2 separate regions of the Homo sapiens genome follow, and region 1 is linked to region 2. Evidence: chromatin contacts called from ENCODE Hi-C or POLR2A ChIA-PET data. All regions are on one chromosome and are shown on one strand. Each heading gives the region's core, a stretch centred on a gene start or an enhancer-like site at or near the end of the contact. The rest is flanking DNA. Distances are from core to core; before and after follow the strand shown. Region 1 has its middle 15 kb from the start of PWWP2A. Region 2 overlaps CCNJL (cyclin J like).

What was found. Hi-C counts contacts between places; a loop is a spot of excess contacts on that map. ChIA-PET counts read pairs that join two places held with the same protein, here RNA polymerase II (POLR2A). Pooled maps may share reads with other maps.
Region 1: POLR2A ChIA-PET joins it to region 2 with 11 read pairs in WTC11. The contact joins two enhancer-like sites. A Hi-C loop is called at or near these places in 1 of 50 pooled maps. POLR2A ChIA-PET finds 5 or more read pairs at or near these places in 4 of 52 experiments (WTC11, activated CD4-positive, alpha-beta T cell and activated CD8-positive, alpha-beta memory T cell).

What each region holds. Positions count from the first base shown.
Region 1 is chr5:160,131,859-160,136,489 of GRCh38, forward strand. No RefSeq gene overlaps it. Among named protein-coding and RNA genes, the nearest start is that of PWWP2A, 15 kb to the left of the region's middle. Within about 2 kb of position 1,801, at least 11 of the 41 ENCODE cell types and tissues checked have a DNase peak (open chromatin) inside an H3K27ac peak, as active enhancers do.
Region 2 is chr5:160,285,081-160,290,001 of GRCh38, forward strand. The region is part of intron 2 of CCNJL (cyclin J like); the gene reads right to left. Among named protein-coding and RNA genes, the nearest start is that of CCNJL, 25 kb to the right of the region's middle. RefSeq lists enhancers at 342-1,075, 1,076-1,809, 3,324-4,301. Within about 2 kb of position 2,696, at least 20 of the 41 ENCODE cell types and tissues checked have a DNase peak (open chromatin) inside an H3K27ac peak, as active enhancers do.

The sequences.
Region 1 (4,631 bases), core at 551-3,050, 150 kb before region 2:
AAGGTATGTGTGTACAGTTTTATACAGAAAAAACTCCTTGTAAGACCTGCCTTGTTCATCTCTGTACCTCTATTCCTAGTACAGTGCGTTGCATATGATAGGCCTTCAAAAAAATATTTGTAGGAGGGCTGGGCGCGGTGGCTCACGCCTGTAATCCCAGCACTTTGAGGCCAAGGTGGGCAGATCACCTGAGGTCAGGAGTTCAAGACCAGCCTGGCCAACATGGTGAAACCCCGTCTGTACTAAAGATACAAAAATTAGCCAGGTGTGGTGGCACATGCCTGTAATCCCAGCTACTCATGAGGCTGAGGCAGGAGAATTGCTTGAACCCAGGAGGTGGAGGTTGCAGTGAGCCAAGACTGCACCAGTGCACTCCAGCCTGGGTGTCAGAGTGAAACTGTGTCTCAAAAACAAAACAAAACAAAACAAAACAAAACAACAACAAAAAAAGCCGGGTGCAGTGGCTCAAGCCTGTAATCCCAGCACTTTGGGAGGCCGAGGTGGGTGGATCACCTGAGGTCAGGAATTCCAGCCCAACCTGGCCAACATAGTGAAAACCCATCTCTACTAAAAATACAAAAATGAGCTGGGTGTGGTGGAGCATTCCTGTACTCCTAGCTACTTGGGAGGCTGAGGCAGGAGAATCACTTGAACCCAGGAGGTGAAGGTTGCAGTGAGCTGAGATCACGCCATTGCACTCCAGCCTGGGCAACACAGCGAGACTCCGTCTCAAAATATACTTATATCTGTTTGTAGGCCCGGCACAGTGGCTCATGCCTGTAGTCCCAGCAACTTGGTAGACTGAGGTAGGAGAATTGCTTGAGCATGGGAGGTCGAGGCTGCAGGGAGCAGTGATTGCGCCAGTGCACTCCAGCCTTGGCTACAGAGTGAGACCCTGTCTCAAAATAAAAATAAATCATAGAATTTATAAACAAATGACCAAATAAGTAAACGGTTATTTCTAGGTGGTAGGGTTAATGGGGAGTTTCTTTTCTTTTTGGCCATCTACATGTCTCAATTATCCTAATTTTCTAAATTTTCTACAGTGAACATGTATTTCTTAGGGGGGAATCTTCGAATTGTTTTTTTGGCAAATAAACACATAAATAAGTGAATAAAATAGGGCCTGGTCGCCTTGTAATAGGAAGATCCCAAACGTGGGTTTTCTAGACAGGGTGTGCAGAAGAATAGGCGTAACTGGGTTCCCCAGGATCTGATGGGTTGGAGAGACAAGAGAGTTCCCATATGAGAAGCCAGAGCTCCACTAGCCTGGACATTTTGTTCTCCTTTGGGTCATGACACATTCTTTTCTGCCCTGGTATCTCTGCTGGGTGAAGGAGAAAAGCAAGTCCCAGGAGAGTCTTTCATGGACTTTAAATGATTCATAAGGCGCTTTCCTCCTCCAGCGTTGGCGAGGCCTGGGTCTTGGCTGTCTTTGTGGCGCTGCAACGGAGATGGTGCTGCTCCTACCCCCGCCCTCAGCCCCCGCCCACCCACTCCTGGCCTGGGAACCTTGAGAGGTAACCCCCTTCCGTATGAGCTGGTTCCTGTATTCAAATCCGAATTCCGCTCGGACTCAGCCCACTCCATCCAGCTCTGTGGATGCGGACTAGGAAGGGAACAGATGAAGCCAATTTAGTTGCCCTTTCTTTGTTCCCGTGACCTTGAGGCACTTAACTCAGCGGAGCTCGCGGTGCAGGGAGCCCGGCAGAGCTCTGGAATGAAAGGCAGGAGACCTTGGAGGGCTCTTGGAGCCTGCACTCTTTCGTTGTGCTTTGGTCACCATAGTGACTTCTGTCTGAAGCCTCAACCCTGCGGTTATTGCTCGATATTCATTCATAATAAGGCCACCCCTGAGTTTTCCGCCCACTGGGGGACCGAGTACCACGTGCATTGAAGTCACAAGGCGGAGGCGCCGGGGCCTTTAAACACTGTGTGTCAGGGAGGGTGGGGCGGGTCGACGCTGGGCACAGCTCAAGTGTCAGAACGCGGAGGAATTCACATTGTATCTGGTCCTCTTCCCTCAGTTTACAGAGAAGGGACTTGCCCAAGGTTTCTCAGCCCTTCCGAGGGACAGCAGGGACTAGAACAGGCACCCCCCGCCCCCGCCCCCCCCCCCCCGGTCTCCTGGCCTGTTGTTCACTGCATTCTATCACTCAGGGCCGTGCAGGGCCCATGGTCCTGGTCCAGGTTTTCTAATTTCTTGAACTCTTGGGCTAAGCACGGGGCTCACAGTTTCCATGATTGTCACTAAAGGTAATGGGAATTGATGGTAATCAGCTCATAAACCCTTAGTGAAAGGCCTAAACTAGAACTCCCTTAGCCAGTCAAAAGACTTCTAGTTCCGGTACAGATTTGCAAGTAAATTAGCTCATTTAATCCTCAAAATCACCCTGCAAGGTGACTATTATTATTCCTTTTTAAAGTGAGAAACCTGGGACTTCAACATGTGTTTGAATAGATCAACTTGGAGTCAGAAGTGAATATGAATCCTCACTCCAGCCCAGGGGACAGAGCGAGACTCCATCTCAAAAAATAAAAATGAAAAGAGGTGAATGTGAATCATGTGAATCCTAACTCTGCAATTTACTAATGATAAAGAATTGCCTAAGAACTCATTAATAAAGGCACTGCCTTCTGACTCAGGGAAATCAAGTCCTACCATTTCCTTGCTGTGTGACTTTGGACAGGATACTTGACTTCTCTGAGCCTGTTTTGCTCCAGATGTGAAAACAACATAACAATAGAACCTACTTCATAGGATCATTGTAAAGATTAAACAATGTGTGCAAATCACTTAGCACTGTGCCTGGCACTTCATAAGTAGATTCTATTATTTCAATATTTAAAAGTCAAAGACAAAAAGAGAAAGTCTGCATCCCACTCCAGACTCACCCAGAGCCCAAGGGCTTCCTTTTTGTCAGCCTAGGAACCAAGTGCTTGGAAAAAAGGACATTCCAAGGTGAGTAAAGTGAATTGGAAAGATTATTTTCATAGCTTGATTTTTGTTTTGTTTTTTGTTTTGTTTTGTTTTGTTTTGTTTTGTTTTCTTGAGACCAAGTCTCACTCAGTAGCCCAGGCTGGAGTGCAGTGGCGTGATCTCTGCTCACCGCAACCTCTGTCTCCCGGATTCAAGTGATTCTCCTGCCTCGGTCTCCAGAGTAGCTGGGATTACAGGCGCACGCCACTGCACCTGGCTAATTTTTTGCATTTTTAGTAAAGCGGGGGTTTCGCCATGTTGGCCAGGCTGGTCTTGAACTCCCGACATCAGGTAATCTGCCTTCCTTGGCCTCCCAAAGTGCTAGGATTACAGGCGTGAGCAACCGCGCCTGGCGATTTTTGAGTTTTTAAGAGACTCAAAACAGGAAAAGAAAGGAAATAGTTGAGTCAGTGTCTCTCTATAGCTTAGCTGTCAATACCTTCCAGAGCTATGCTGCCCAACACAGTGTCCACCAGCTCTGCGTGAGTATCGAGCACATGAAATGTTCCTATCCAAAATGAGATGTTCTGTAAGTATAAAGCCCACATCAGATCTTAAAAATTAGTGGGAGAAAAATATTTCAAAATATCTCATTGGCCTGGCATGGTGTCTCACTCCTGTAATCCCAACACCTATGGAAGGCCAAGGCGGGTGGATCGCTTGAGCTCAGGAGTTCAAGTCCAGCCTGGGAAACATGGTGAAACCCCATCTTTACAAAAAATGCAAAGAAAATTAGCCAGGTGTGGTGGCGTCCACCTGTAAGTCCCGGCTACTTGTGGGGCTGAGAGGGGAGGATGGTTTGAGCCCAGGAGGTTGAGGCTGCAGTGAGCAGTGTTTGTGACACTGTACTCCAGCCTGGACAACAAGCAAGACCCTGTCTCAAAAATAAAACAGAACAAAACGAAGCATTGATTTTTTTAAAAATATTCATTACATATTGAAATACTCATTACATATTGTATTTTAAATAAAATACATTATTGGCTGGGCACGGTTGCTCATGCCTGTAACCCCAGCACTTTGGGAGGCCGAGGCAGGTGGATCACCTGAGGTCAGGAGTTCGAGACCATACTGGCCAACATGGTGAAACCCCATCTCTACTAAAAATACAAAAAATAAAAATAAAAAATAAATAGCTGGACATGGTGGCTCGTGCCTGTAATCCCAGCTACTCAGGAGGCTGAGGCAGGAGAATCGCTTGAACCAGGGAGTCGGAGGTTGCAGTGAGCCTAGATCATGCCACAGCACTCCAGCCTAGCGACAGAGCTAGACTCCGTCTCAAAAATAAATAAATAAATAGGCTGGGCACGGTGGCTCACCCCTGTAATCCCAGCACTTTGGGAGGCAAAGGTGGGTGGATCACCTGAGGTCAGGAGTTCGAGGCCAGCCTGACCAACATGGAGAAACCCTGTCTCTACTAAAAGTATAAAATTAGCCAGGCTTGGTGGCACATGCCTGTAATCCCAGCTACTTGGGAGGCTGAAGCAGGATAATCACTTGAACCCCGGAGGTGGAGGTTGCGGTGAGCCAAGATCACACCATTGCACTCCAGCCTGGGCAACAAGAGTGAAACCTCCTTTCAAAAAACTAAACTAAATAACTAACTAAATAAATAACTAATAAATAACTAAATAAATTAATTTAAATTAAA
Region 2 (4,921 bases), core at 1,446-3,945:
CCAGAAGGCTGAGGGAGGAGAATCACTTGAACCTGGTAGGTGGAGGTTGCAGTGAGCTGAGATCGCACCACTGCACTCTAGCTTGGGTGACAGAGTGAGACTCCATCTCAAAATCAATCAATCAATCAGTCATGGAGCTCTTTTAGCCCCAGCTTAACTTCTTTAAGGAAAAGACCTGATGTGCTTGTGTATTCTTCATCTTCATGGTTTGATGAATTTATGCAGCCACCATGGAGTTCAAACTCCTTGAGGGCAGATCTGGGTCTCCTTTGCACATCACTGTTACTTCAGCACCCCAGTGTGAAGAGAACAGGGTTAGGTGCCCAATAACTAATTGCTGAAAGACAGAAGGGGTGGGGAGGGAGGGAGAGGCAGTAAAGAAAGCAAGGAAAGAATTGCAGTGGTGGATACAGAAGGTCCTGGCCAACAGAGGGAAGTCGTGGCCAACAGAGGGAAGTCGTGACCAACTCTACAGAGTAGCAAGTCCATGGGAACTTCAAAGAAGACAGATTGAGCCAAGTTGTACAATTTACCTGTTGAAGATGCAGGAAAGGTAAGGATCTCTCACTAGGAGAAACAGCACCTGCAAAGCCACACAAGTGTCCCATCTGGGGAACAGCCAGCCAGGCAGGGTGTGCCTAGACACAGGCTGGAAACGTGGGCAGGGGCCCAGCTTGCATGCCCTGTTGAGAAAACTGCCTTGCCCTACTCTGAGGGCAATAGAAACTGAAGGGATTAGAGCAGATCATTGGCCTGGTCTGAGCAGCCTTGCATAGAGATCTTTTGGCCAGCTTCTTCCTAGGGTAAGGCCAGACAGCTGGTAGCAGCAGCCAGTGCGGGGCGGCAGCTCCTCTCAACAGTGCTCCTACCTTCCAGCAGCCCCTACAAGCTTGCAGACTACGTGGGTATTTCCTCTAAGCACAGGGCTCTAAGTTTAGGGTCATGACAAGCAGCAGCCACAGTCATAGATCCTTGGTGTCTGGTGGGCTGCAGCTGCCGGAAATTAGACTTAGCCAAGTGACCTTTGGCCGGGCCACGCTGCCTTCATCAGTGCAGTCCAAAGCCCCCAAACACAAGTCAGATAGGCAACGTCTTGACCTCCCTCCCCACTCAACTGGCCAAGCTCAAAGCCTTCTAGATTTTCCCTTGAGCCAAGTGAGAGAAGAGAACTCAAGGCAACACAAAGAACGTCTTTCCTGTACGTGTTCCTGGGAGAAGCGTCCTTTGCCTTGAGCAGATTCTCAAAGAAAGACATTGGTGCATAAAAGAAAAAGTTATGGACCAGGTGCAGTGGCTCATGTAATCCAAGCACTGTGGGAGGCCAAGGTGGGCGGATCGCTTGAGGCCAGGAGTTCAAGACCAGCCTGGTCGTCATGGCAAAACCCCGTCTCTACTAAAAATACAAAAATTAGCTAGGCATGGTGGTGCACACCTGTGGTCCCAGTTACACGGGAGGCTGAGGCACGAGAATCACTTGAACCCGGGAAGCAGAGGTTGCAGTGAGCCAATATTGTACCACTGCACTCCAGCCTGGGTGACAGAGTGAGACTCTGTCTCAAAAAAAAAGCAAAGAAAAGAAAAAAGGAAAAGTTATGGACCACTGGAATGCATAGCAATATATGGCAAGTAGGGGTTAGTAGGTACAGCGTGCTGGAAGGGGCTGGTCTCAAGAGGGCAGGATTTTGAAGCTAGAACACTGGCTCCCTGGGATGCTCTTTCTCCCTGTTTCTGTTTGTCCCTCAAATACTGACTTAAATGTCACTTCCTAAGACTTCTCTGACCTCTCCATCATTCCAAATCAGGTTCCCCTTATTCTCTTGGTAGTCTTCTCTTTGTGGCCGAAAATTTACTTATTTATGTAGCTGGCACAGATGCAGACATTCAATAAATATGTATCGAATAAGAAAGAATAAATACAGAGTCACTCCCTGTACCAACCACCTCACCTCCCGCCCCCACATACCGGGGATTAGCTTGATACCTACAGAGTGTGAGGTCAGGCAGTTCTGGGTCGGAATCTTAGTTCCACTATTTACCAACCTTGGGCATGTGAACTGACCCTCAGTGTCCCTATCTGAGAAATGGGGGTCACGCTGCCGTAAATGTAGAGTATTTGGTGTTAACAGCAGCTCAGCAAGCCTAGTGGCCCTTCCTCTTCCCTCAAGCTGGGGAATCAAGTCTCAGAGAAGTTGAATTGATCTATCTCTGTCAAAGGCTCTTTGGGCTTTCAAAGAAACCTGCTTTGAGAAATGTGCAATGAGGCTTTCTACCTTTGAGCTGAGGTGCCTCTGTCAGTGTGTCCTCTGCAGAGCCCTCAAACCAAGTAGAATTAGCAGCTCTGAGCCTCAGCTTGTTCCCCTCACTGGGAAAAGGGAGATTCTTTGTCATGGAAATAACAATGTAGGACTGCAGCATGCCTATCCTGTTTAGTTTGAGAATCTAGCTGATCACTTCGCTAACCCAATTAGGGGGTGCAGGGAAGGCATTCATTACAAGGGCTTTGCTCTAAGGGACTGCATTCCTCCCCAGGCACTCTTGACCTAAGTCCACTTGAAGGCCGCAGCAGCGCAGTGCAGGAAGCCAGCCCCTCTGCTGAGTGGCCTGGATTCCAGAAACAAAAGAGCAGCCTGCCCTAGGGCGGCTTCTAAAGCTCTCCCCAGATTAGGCAGGAGCTTGGCAGGCATTCAGCAATCAGGCAGGCGCTGGGCGGGCAGGAACCTGGCCAGGCAGGGTGACCTTCCCCTCAGCATGCCTGGCAGGGCCACAGGCGGTGAGAGTGTGGGCAGCAGAAAGGCTAGGGGGAGGCTGTAGAAGAAGGGGGCTGAGGTGGGAGGGGAGGGAAGGGCAGAGGCTTCCTGATCACTCTCCCTCCCCAGCTGTTGGCCCTTGATCACCTGACTCAGGGAAGCCCATCTGCCGCAGGAGTATCTAGAGATGAACAGGTGGAGGCATGGACAGATGGCCATGGTGGAGTTCCGGGAAAAAGAAATCCACCTTACAAAAACCCCTGCTTTTGTCATCACAGTCCTTTATTATTATTATTATTTTTTAACATAATAGCTACGGGCTAGAAAAAACTTAGAAAAGATACATCAAAATATTAACAGTGGCTACGGAGGAGAGGTCGGGATGGGCACTGAGATCTTGCATTTTCACGATCATGCTTTTCAACAGCCTGAATTTTTCAAAAATGCTCAATGCATAACCACTTTATTACTTCAGTTACTATGTTTTCAGTTTGGAAACAAACAAAAAGACTAGATACCCACTGTGTTACAAGGCCCAGCTCAAAATTTATCCCTGAGGATTTCCTAGCAACCCCACATCATCCCTTTAACAAAATCTGCCCTGTCATAATAACACCCCATGCCCAGTAAGTATCCCACTTCATCTTCCTACAATGCAAAGCCCCTTCCAGAAGGAATTTTCCATTTTTTTCTTTTCCTTTCTTTTTCTTTTTACTAATTATAAATTATATGTTCACTGATGAATCTTAAAAAGAATAACCAGCCAGGTGTGGTGGCTCACGCCTGTAATCCCAGCACTTTGGGAGGCTGAGGCGGGCGGATCACGAGGTCAGGAGATCGAGACCATCCTGGCGAACATGGTGAAATCCTGTCTCTACTAAAAATACAAAAAAATTAGAGGCTGAGGCAGGAGAATGGCATGAACCCGGGGGGGCGGAGCTTGCAGTGAATGGACATCGTGCCACTGCACTCCAGCCTGGGCGACAGAGCGAGACTCTGTCTAAAAAAAAAAAAAAAAAAAAAAAGAATAACATCACTCATATTCCCTCACTTAGAAGGATTCAGACAGAAGTACTACTAGGTTCTACCTGGATTCTTCAGATATTTCTTTGTGCAAACTCTCATAAAATGCCATAGCGATCTACAACTGCTTCCCACTTGCCCCTCAGAGAGCATGGGAAACAATGTCTGCAATGGCTGCCTAGTTTTCCACCGTAAGGTTGTGCCATGACGTCATCAAACCCAGATTTTGGGCATGTGGGCTGTTTCTCTTCCTTCAGGTCCCTGTTCAGACCATTCCTCAGAGGCCATCCCTGACCTCCCTCCTACCCAGCAGCCTCCTGTGGGCTTCCCACCGCCAGCAGCCACTGCACATTGAAGCATGTTTAGGAACTGTCCCCTGCCCCCCACAGAAGGGGGTTTCCATGAGGGACGGAGCTGCTTTTCTCTCCTGCCCTTGGCCATACCCTTGGTCCCTGGCACAGAGTAAGTACTAATGAGTAGCTGCTGGCTCAGTGAATGGACGTCTGAATACATGGAGAGTGTTTTGAGGAATCTTCCCTCTGCCTGTGGCCCTCTATGCCCTCCCTTCCTCTCGGGACTCCCTTATCTACCCTGGCTTCCTTCCTTAGGGTAACCCATGGCAGAGGTCACTGCTCCCCAAGTGGGAAACCCCACTGTGACGTGTGAGCCAGCATTTCTGAGACCAGAGGAGCCATTCTGGGGGAAGGAGAGGTGGCTGCCCCTTTAGAAACCACTCTCCTTGCTGCCCAAGAGTTTTGCCTGGGGGTTCTCAAGCAGAAAGAGGATTACCTGAGAGGGAAAGTGCCCCGGAAAAGGCCAAGGACTCATGAATCACAGCCCACCTAAAGCCCCAACCTAAGCTACACGGAGAGACAGAGAGGCAGCAGGGCTGCCTGGACAGGTCTCTGAAGATTCCAGGCATGTGTCTGGTCCTTGGCTGCTTTTCCCAACCCCCGTCCCCAGGTGCTGACCTTGGCAGAGTGACAAACACTTCCCATACCTGTGCTGGGCTCAGACGTGCCCGGGAGTGCAGGTGAGGCCAGGTGAAATGCAGTCACTCAAGACCCTGGGCCCACGGCCAGATGTGCAGGGCAGAGACTGCCCCCAAGAGAACCATACCTATCACTGCTGCATAGCCGGGGAGGGGGAGG